Regions from separate parts of the Homo sapiens genome. Here region 1 is linked to region 2. The links are chromatin contacts, found by Hi-C or POLR2A ChIA-PET in ENCODE. All regions are on one chromosome and are shown on one strand. Each heading gives the region's core, a stretch centred on a gene start or an enhancer-like site at or near the end of the contact. The rest is flanking DNA. Distances are from core to core; before and after follow the strand shown.

Region 1 (3,126 bases), core at 309-2,808, 130 kb before region 2:
TGATAGGCAAAAATGCTCAGTATATATTATTAGGTGGAAAGGCAGAACACAAAATTACATAGTATGAAATTCACTGGCCTATGTATGAGTGTTTACAAAAAAGACTGAAAGAAAATATACCAAATTCTTAACAGCGGTTATGTCTGATAGAAGTTTAGTGATTTCTATCTTTTTCTTCTTATTGACCTATATTTTCTGAATTTTCTACAGTGAATATCTAGAAAGGTTTTGTGATGTGAAAAATACAGGTTGTTAAAATGAAAAACAAAAAGAAGACATCGTATGGTGCTACCCTTAAGTCAAAAGCAAGTGCCTGGGTGGTCAGCCATGGGGTAGGTCGGACCAAGTTAGGTTTTGATTAAAAAAAAAAAAAAAAAAAAAAAAAAAGGAGGTCTTTACAGCAGGGAGTCAGAGAGAAGGTCACCCAGCAAGAGAAACAACATCAAACAGAAGCACAGATCCAGAACTCCAGAGTCAAAGAGAATTTTAAGACCAGAAACATCATCTATTCTCAAAGCCACATTTTATAAGAATATAGACTCAGAAAGGGAAGGGACTTGCCTCGGCCAGGACACAGACACTAATAGCACAGAGATAACCATGTCTCTAAGAAACATGGGCCAGGGCAGTGCAGTAGCTGACTGGGGAAAGGGCCAGAGCTACAGCAAGAGATACTCAGGACAGGTGCAAGAACATGACAGTCGGAACCAATCAACATGAGAACTATGCACCAAAAGAAACTGTACCCCTGTCCCCACTAGGTTCTAGAAACGCGCAACAGGCAGTCATTGTGTGTGTGTACGTGTGTGTGTGTGTGTGTGTCCCTGCTAGAGATAGAGGGTGGCTCTAGATGGTCTCTGGAAGCCCCTCCCTTCCTGTAGCCTGTGATTTATAGATTCAAAGAGCACCTAACAATAGACCACAAAGCCTTCCCTTCACTCAAGTCTTGCAAAGGTGGAAAACAAAGCTCCAATGATAGAGAGATACAGGCAGAGCCATCGGAGCTGAATCCCAAGAAATCTCTTCAGTTCTTCCTCAAACAAAAGATGTTCTTGTCTACCTGAACAAATCAAAATGACACGGAATTTTTTAGTGCAAAATATTTACTAGTGTGAGGCAGAACATTATTATTTGGTTTAAGATTTTCTTTCTACCTGTCTCAGAGCTCAAGAGTTCTCTCCTGCAGAAAAGAGACTAGAATCGATCACCCAGGCACAGATGCCCACTCAGCTGAGGACCCCAGAACAATGAGATCAAGAGAGAAAGGATGCATTAGAGGAGGGGAGGACACGTGGGTGCCAGCAGACCACTCCCAGAGTGGAAAACTCCAAAGTTTGTGTTGGACAGTTCTCTGGGGGTACAACTTGGAAGGAAGGGGGTGAGCATTGAATATTGAGACATTCTCCCCCACTTTAAAAAATCACACACATACACACAAGGCTGGCTCTGGCAGTGACCCAGAACCACAGTTGCTACATTCAAAGCTGCCAAGGAAGGAAATGGATTTTCCCAGTCATTAAAGACAAGTGCTCACACCATGACGTGCAGCCTTACTGGCGTCTCCCAGCAGTGACACCTGGCCCCATTTGCAGGGGCCAAGTGGGAAGGGATTTGGTCTCTAACGATCCTGGGATCTAATGACTATGTAGACAGAGAGCTTAGAACATTGGGTTGATTTTTTTCTCCTCTTCCACTTTCAGCACAGTCCAAGGGAAGAGCTGACAGCTTGGCACCTAAAAACTATCCACGTTGGATTTTCTGATCCAGTTCCATTTATTGGGGCAACACAACATGACCTGGTTGGTGACCCCAGTGAGGCTCCTGCAAATACACAGCCCAGGTCTATCGCTCAGAAGCTGGGCACGGGTGGGGTTTGGTTGCCCGGGGAGGTGAAGCGGGGGAGTAGAAGGGGAGATGCTGCCTCCAACCCTCTCAGTTTCGGGTTTACTCAAGCTATTGAAAGGCCAATGTGGGAAATGAGCATATGATACAACTCCCACCCACCTGAGGTCCAGACAGCTCACCCACATCCTGCCCATGGGGTTTCAGGTTTGAGCAGTCTCAGGAATCGCATCCTGTCTGCAGCTGTTTCTAAGGCATCAGGGTCGAGAGTGTGGGCCATACAGGCAGAGAAACTCTCGCTGCTCAAAGTGCTCCAGGGACCAGGAGTAGGGCCACCCAGGGGGCACGTCAGAAACAGAGTACCTCAGTTCCACTCTCCCACCTGCTGAATCTGTAGCAGCAGTTTAACAAGAGCCCCAGGTGATTCAAACGCACATTGAAGCTTGAGAGGCTGCTCTAGGGCTCTGCCACCTTACTGGCTGTGTGGCCTTGAGTGAGTGACTTAACCCCTGTAAGTCTCAGTTTCCTCATCTGTAAAAGGACAGAAATACTTAATCCTTAGAATAACCCTAAGAGTAAATAACAGATGTAAAGTGTTGAGCACAATGGCTCGTATATAATATGTGCTCAATAAAAAGCAGCCATGGCATGGATGTGGTGAAAAGTGAACACTTTTACACTGCTGGTGGGAATATAAGTTAGTACAACCACTATGGAAAACAGTATGGAGATTCCTTAAAGAACTAAAAGTAGAACTATCATTTGATCCAGCAATCCCACACTGGGTAACCACCTCCCCCCCCCCCCGCAAAATAAGTCATTATATGAAAAAGACACTTGCATACACATTTATAGCAGCACAATTTGCAATTGCAAAGATACGAAACCAACCCAAGTGCCCATCGACCAATGAGTGGATAAAGAAAATGTGGCATATATACACCATGGAATACTACTCAGCCATAGAAAGGAATGAAATAATGTCCTTTGCAGCAACTTAGAAGGAGCTGAAGGCTCTTATTCTAAGTGAAGTAACTCAGGATTGGAAAACTAAATATTGTATATTCTCACTTATAAGTGGAAGCTAAGCTATGAGGACACAAAGGCATAAGAATGATATAATGGACTTTGGGGACTCAGAGTTGGGGGAAAGACTGCAGGGGTTGAGGGATAAAAGTCTACATATTGGGTACAGTATAAACTGCTCAGGTGACAGGTGCACGAAAATCTCAGAAATCACCACTAAAGAACTTATCTATGTAACCAAAAACTACCTGTACCCCA
Region 2 (3,169 bases), core at 12-2,511:
GGGGATGGGATGAGGGGGTGCTGTACTGTCAGTTGTTTCCTGATGAGGGGAGAAGCTGTGGCCCGAAGTAGGTGGCAGGGAGGTGGGAGTGTGCAGCAGTCCTGGGCTCTGGCTCCAAAACCAGCAGGAAGGTGTGTGTGACCCCAGGCAAGCCACTCTCTTCTCCCTCCCAAACAACGAGACCTGCGCTAGGCTGGGTCTTCTGGCTTCAGGGGAAGGTGCCAGGTGACAAGTTCCCTGAGCGTAATCAGAGACTGGGGGAGAGAAAGGGGGGGAGGCCCCTCCCAGCCTCCCAGACGCCCCAGGGAGAGGTGGCGGCGAGTCTGTCGTTTGCCTGGGCACCCAAGGGACTCTGGAAGCCCGAGGGGAAAGGTGCGAGAGAAAACAGGTTTCAAAAATAGTCGGGACGCCAGGCTTGCCACCTGGACCCGGCTAGAGGAAGGGACGTAAGGGTCTAGATCGCCTGATGTGGGGCTCTCCCGAGGCACCCCAGGCGGGGCCTCGTTCCCAATTTCAAGTACGTACCTGCGACCCCGGGCTCACACCTGGATGGGTGTCTGGGCACCCGGAGTCAAAAGTTGGCCCGGTGGGTCGGGCAGGGGGCGGGAGAACGGGCCAGTGGGCTCCTGACCGCCGCAGCTGCTGGCTGGGGCGCAGGGGTGCGGGACGGGGGCGTCTTCCCAAGCCCCTGCGCCCTCTCCTCCTCCCCTAGGCACCGACGACGAGCGCCTGCCTCCCCCTAGCTGGCCAGGACAGCAGGGCGGGAGGTGCCGCGGGTGGCGGGGGCCTCTTCTCCCAACCTGCACCCCACCCCATGCCGGCTGCACCTGAGGACCCCGAGCTCGGGCTCCTTCCTCAGCGCTGCCCCTCCTCGCAGCGGCATCGAGCGGCCGGCGAGTAGGTGCACAACTTGACCCCGGCCGACCCCCTGCCCCGCAGGGCCGGGAAAGGGCCACGCCGGGACCGGAGCGCCGGTGAGGCCCCGCCTCTGCCCAACTTGGCCGCACTCCGGGCGCCCGCGGAGGCCCCGCGCGCCTCTGCCCGATCCCGGCCCGGCCCGGCTGACGCGCGCACACTCACTGCGGTGCCGGCCACCGCCCCCCCAGCTCTGCTTGGCCAAGCTGGGGCTCCGGATCAGCGCCCGCCCCGCCGACTTGAGCGCGTCCATGGCCCGCTCCGGCCGCCGCCGCCGCTGCCGCAGCCAAAACTCCGTCAGGAAAAACTTTCCGCCCGGCCCTGCGGCGCGCGGGCTGCGCGCTCCTCCCCTCCCAGCGCCAGCTCCGCCGCGGCGTCCGACGGGGCGGGGCGAGAGAGGACAGGCCCCGCCCCCAGACGGGCCGCGCCCCCGACGGCCGGTCTCGCCCCGCCCGGTCCCTGTCCAGGCTCCAGGTCCAGGCACCAAGAGTTTCCGAGGCCGCCCGAAGGCGCCAGAAGATAGCAAATCGCAAGCCCTAGACGCCCCCGCTTTCCTCCTTTTCCCCAATCCCCACCCCGTAGGGGCCTGAGGGCCTGAGAGCAGCGGCCTAGGATTTCCAGTGACCATTTTACAGATGGGGAGACTGAGGGCTCCTCCAGTGGTGAAAGATCTTGTTCAGGGACAAAAGCAATGCGATGTCCAGGGCAGTGGGAGACTTAGGAAATAGTGGAGGCTGTAAGCCAGGGATATCCAAACTTTTGGCTTCCTTAGGCCACATTGGAAGAAGAAGTGTCTTGGGCCACACATGAAATACACTAACACTAACGACAGCTGATGAGCTGAAATATATATATATACACACACACTCATGTTTTTTGTTTTTCTGTATTGTTTTTTTTCCCCTGAGACAGAGTTTCACTCTGTTGCCCAGGTTGGAGTGCAGTGGTGCGATCTCGGGTCACTGCAACCTCTACCTCCCGGGTTCAAGCTATTCTCATGCCTCAGCCTCCCGAGTAGCTGGGATTACAGGCATGCACCACCATGCCTGGCTAATTTTTGTATTATTAATAGAGATGGAGTTTTACCATGTTGGCCAGGCTGGTCTCGAACTCCTGACCTCAAGTGATCTGCCCGCCTCAGCCTCCCAAAGTGCTGGGATGGCTGTGAGCCACCACACCCTGCCCAAAAAAATCTCATAATGTTTTAAGAACCTTTACCAATTTGTGTTGGGCTCCATTCAAAGCCGTCCTGGACCTCACATGGCCAGTGGGCCACAGGTTGGACAAGCTTGCAGTATAGACCCTTGTTAGGCGCAGGGTCGGTATATAAAAATTTGCCTTTAGCAAGTCCAGCCAGGCACTTTACTCATCCTCGTAGCTCCCAGGCTGCTCCCTGGCACCACCTGAGCATGCTGGGCCACCCCATGCCCCCGCAACTTCCCAGGTAGCCTCACAGATGGTATGATCTGGAACGTGCCCCTGACACTGACTTGCTGTGTGACCTCAGGCAAGTACTTCCCCTCTCTGAGTCTTGTTTATCTGTGAATGAGAGTCAATGCTATCTCTAGTGATCCTTCCAACCTGCCAGGGTCAAGAATCTGCATGACCTTGACCCTGACCCCAAGCTGCTTCCTAGGAGCATTCGGAGGGCAGTCTGAACCCCAGAATTGCTCAGGCACAGATGTTCTAACTCCAGGATTGGAAGGATTTGTTCTAACTCTCTAGGATGCCATGCCTTCCTTTCAAACTGTGCCAAAAGGAGCCAGAGGGAGGACACACACATCCAAGCCACAGCCTGGCTTCTTTTAGAAGGGGGTGCCTCAGGCAAGGCCAACTTCAACCTCTGTAATTACTCCTGGCTCAGAAGCCAGCAGTCCTCTCTGTGTCGGGAGAAAGATAGTGCTGTGCTGTCCCCAGCTGGATAGGGCGGCCTCACTGACATTCCCCTGTTTATAAACCAAGTGCTTTGTTAGCCAGTCTGTCCTTGGCTTCCCCAGCAACACTGCTTAGGTGGACCCACTTTACAGATGACAGCCCTAGGTCAGGGAGGGAAGCATTCACTGATAGTCTCCGAGAGTCAGAGACTGGGATCAGACTCAGGCCCATAGGCAATGGGGTAGAGTATAATGCCAGGGGTTAGAACCCAGCTGTCCTTCTGGTGGTTGTGAACTCACCCTTCTGAGCCTCATCTGTAAAAGGGACAACTATATCTATTTCACAGGGCTGTCCTTAAGGACTAAATAACAGGAGTTGG

What was found. A loop is a pair of places that touch in the nucleus more often than their neighbours do. ChIA-PET counts read pairs that join two places held with the same protein, here RNA polymerase II (POLR2A). Pooled maps may share reads with other maps.
Region 1: a loop to region 2 is called in a map of GM12878, with 2.6 times the contacts of the local background. The contact joins the enhancer-like site here to the promoter of LDLRAP1 in region 2. A Hi-C loop is called at or near these places in 1 of 168 maps with a recorded cell type or tissue (GM12878), 27 of 37 single-sample maps with no recorded cell type and 13 of 50 pooled maps. POLR2A ChIA-PET finds 5 or more read pairs at or near these places in 9 of 52 experiments (CD8-positive, alpha-beta memory T cell, K562, OCI-LY7 and 5 more).

Annotation. Positions count from the first base shown.
Region 1 is chr1:25,675,108-25,678,233 of GRCh38, reverse strand. The region is part of intron 1 of MAN1C1 (mannosidase alpha class 1C member 1); the gene reads right to left. Among named protein-coding and RNA genes, the nearest start is that of MAN1C1, 60 kb to the right of the region's middle. RefSeq lists an enhancer at 1,791-1,840 and a silencer at 1,921-1,990. Within about 2 kb of position 1,558, at least 4 of the 41 ENCODE cell types and tissues checked have a DNase peak (open chromatin) inside an H3K27ac peak, as active enhancers do.
Region 2 is chr1:25,541,698-25,544,866 of GRCh38, reverse strand. It overlaps LDLRAP1 (low density lipoprotein receptor adaptor protein 1), which reads right to left and starts at 1,261. Exons shown (of 9, transcript NM_015627.3): 1 at 1,081-1,261. The coding sequence starts at 1,168. RefSeq lists silencers at 762-941, 972-1,431 and an enhancer at 1,532-1,591.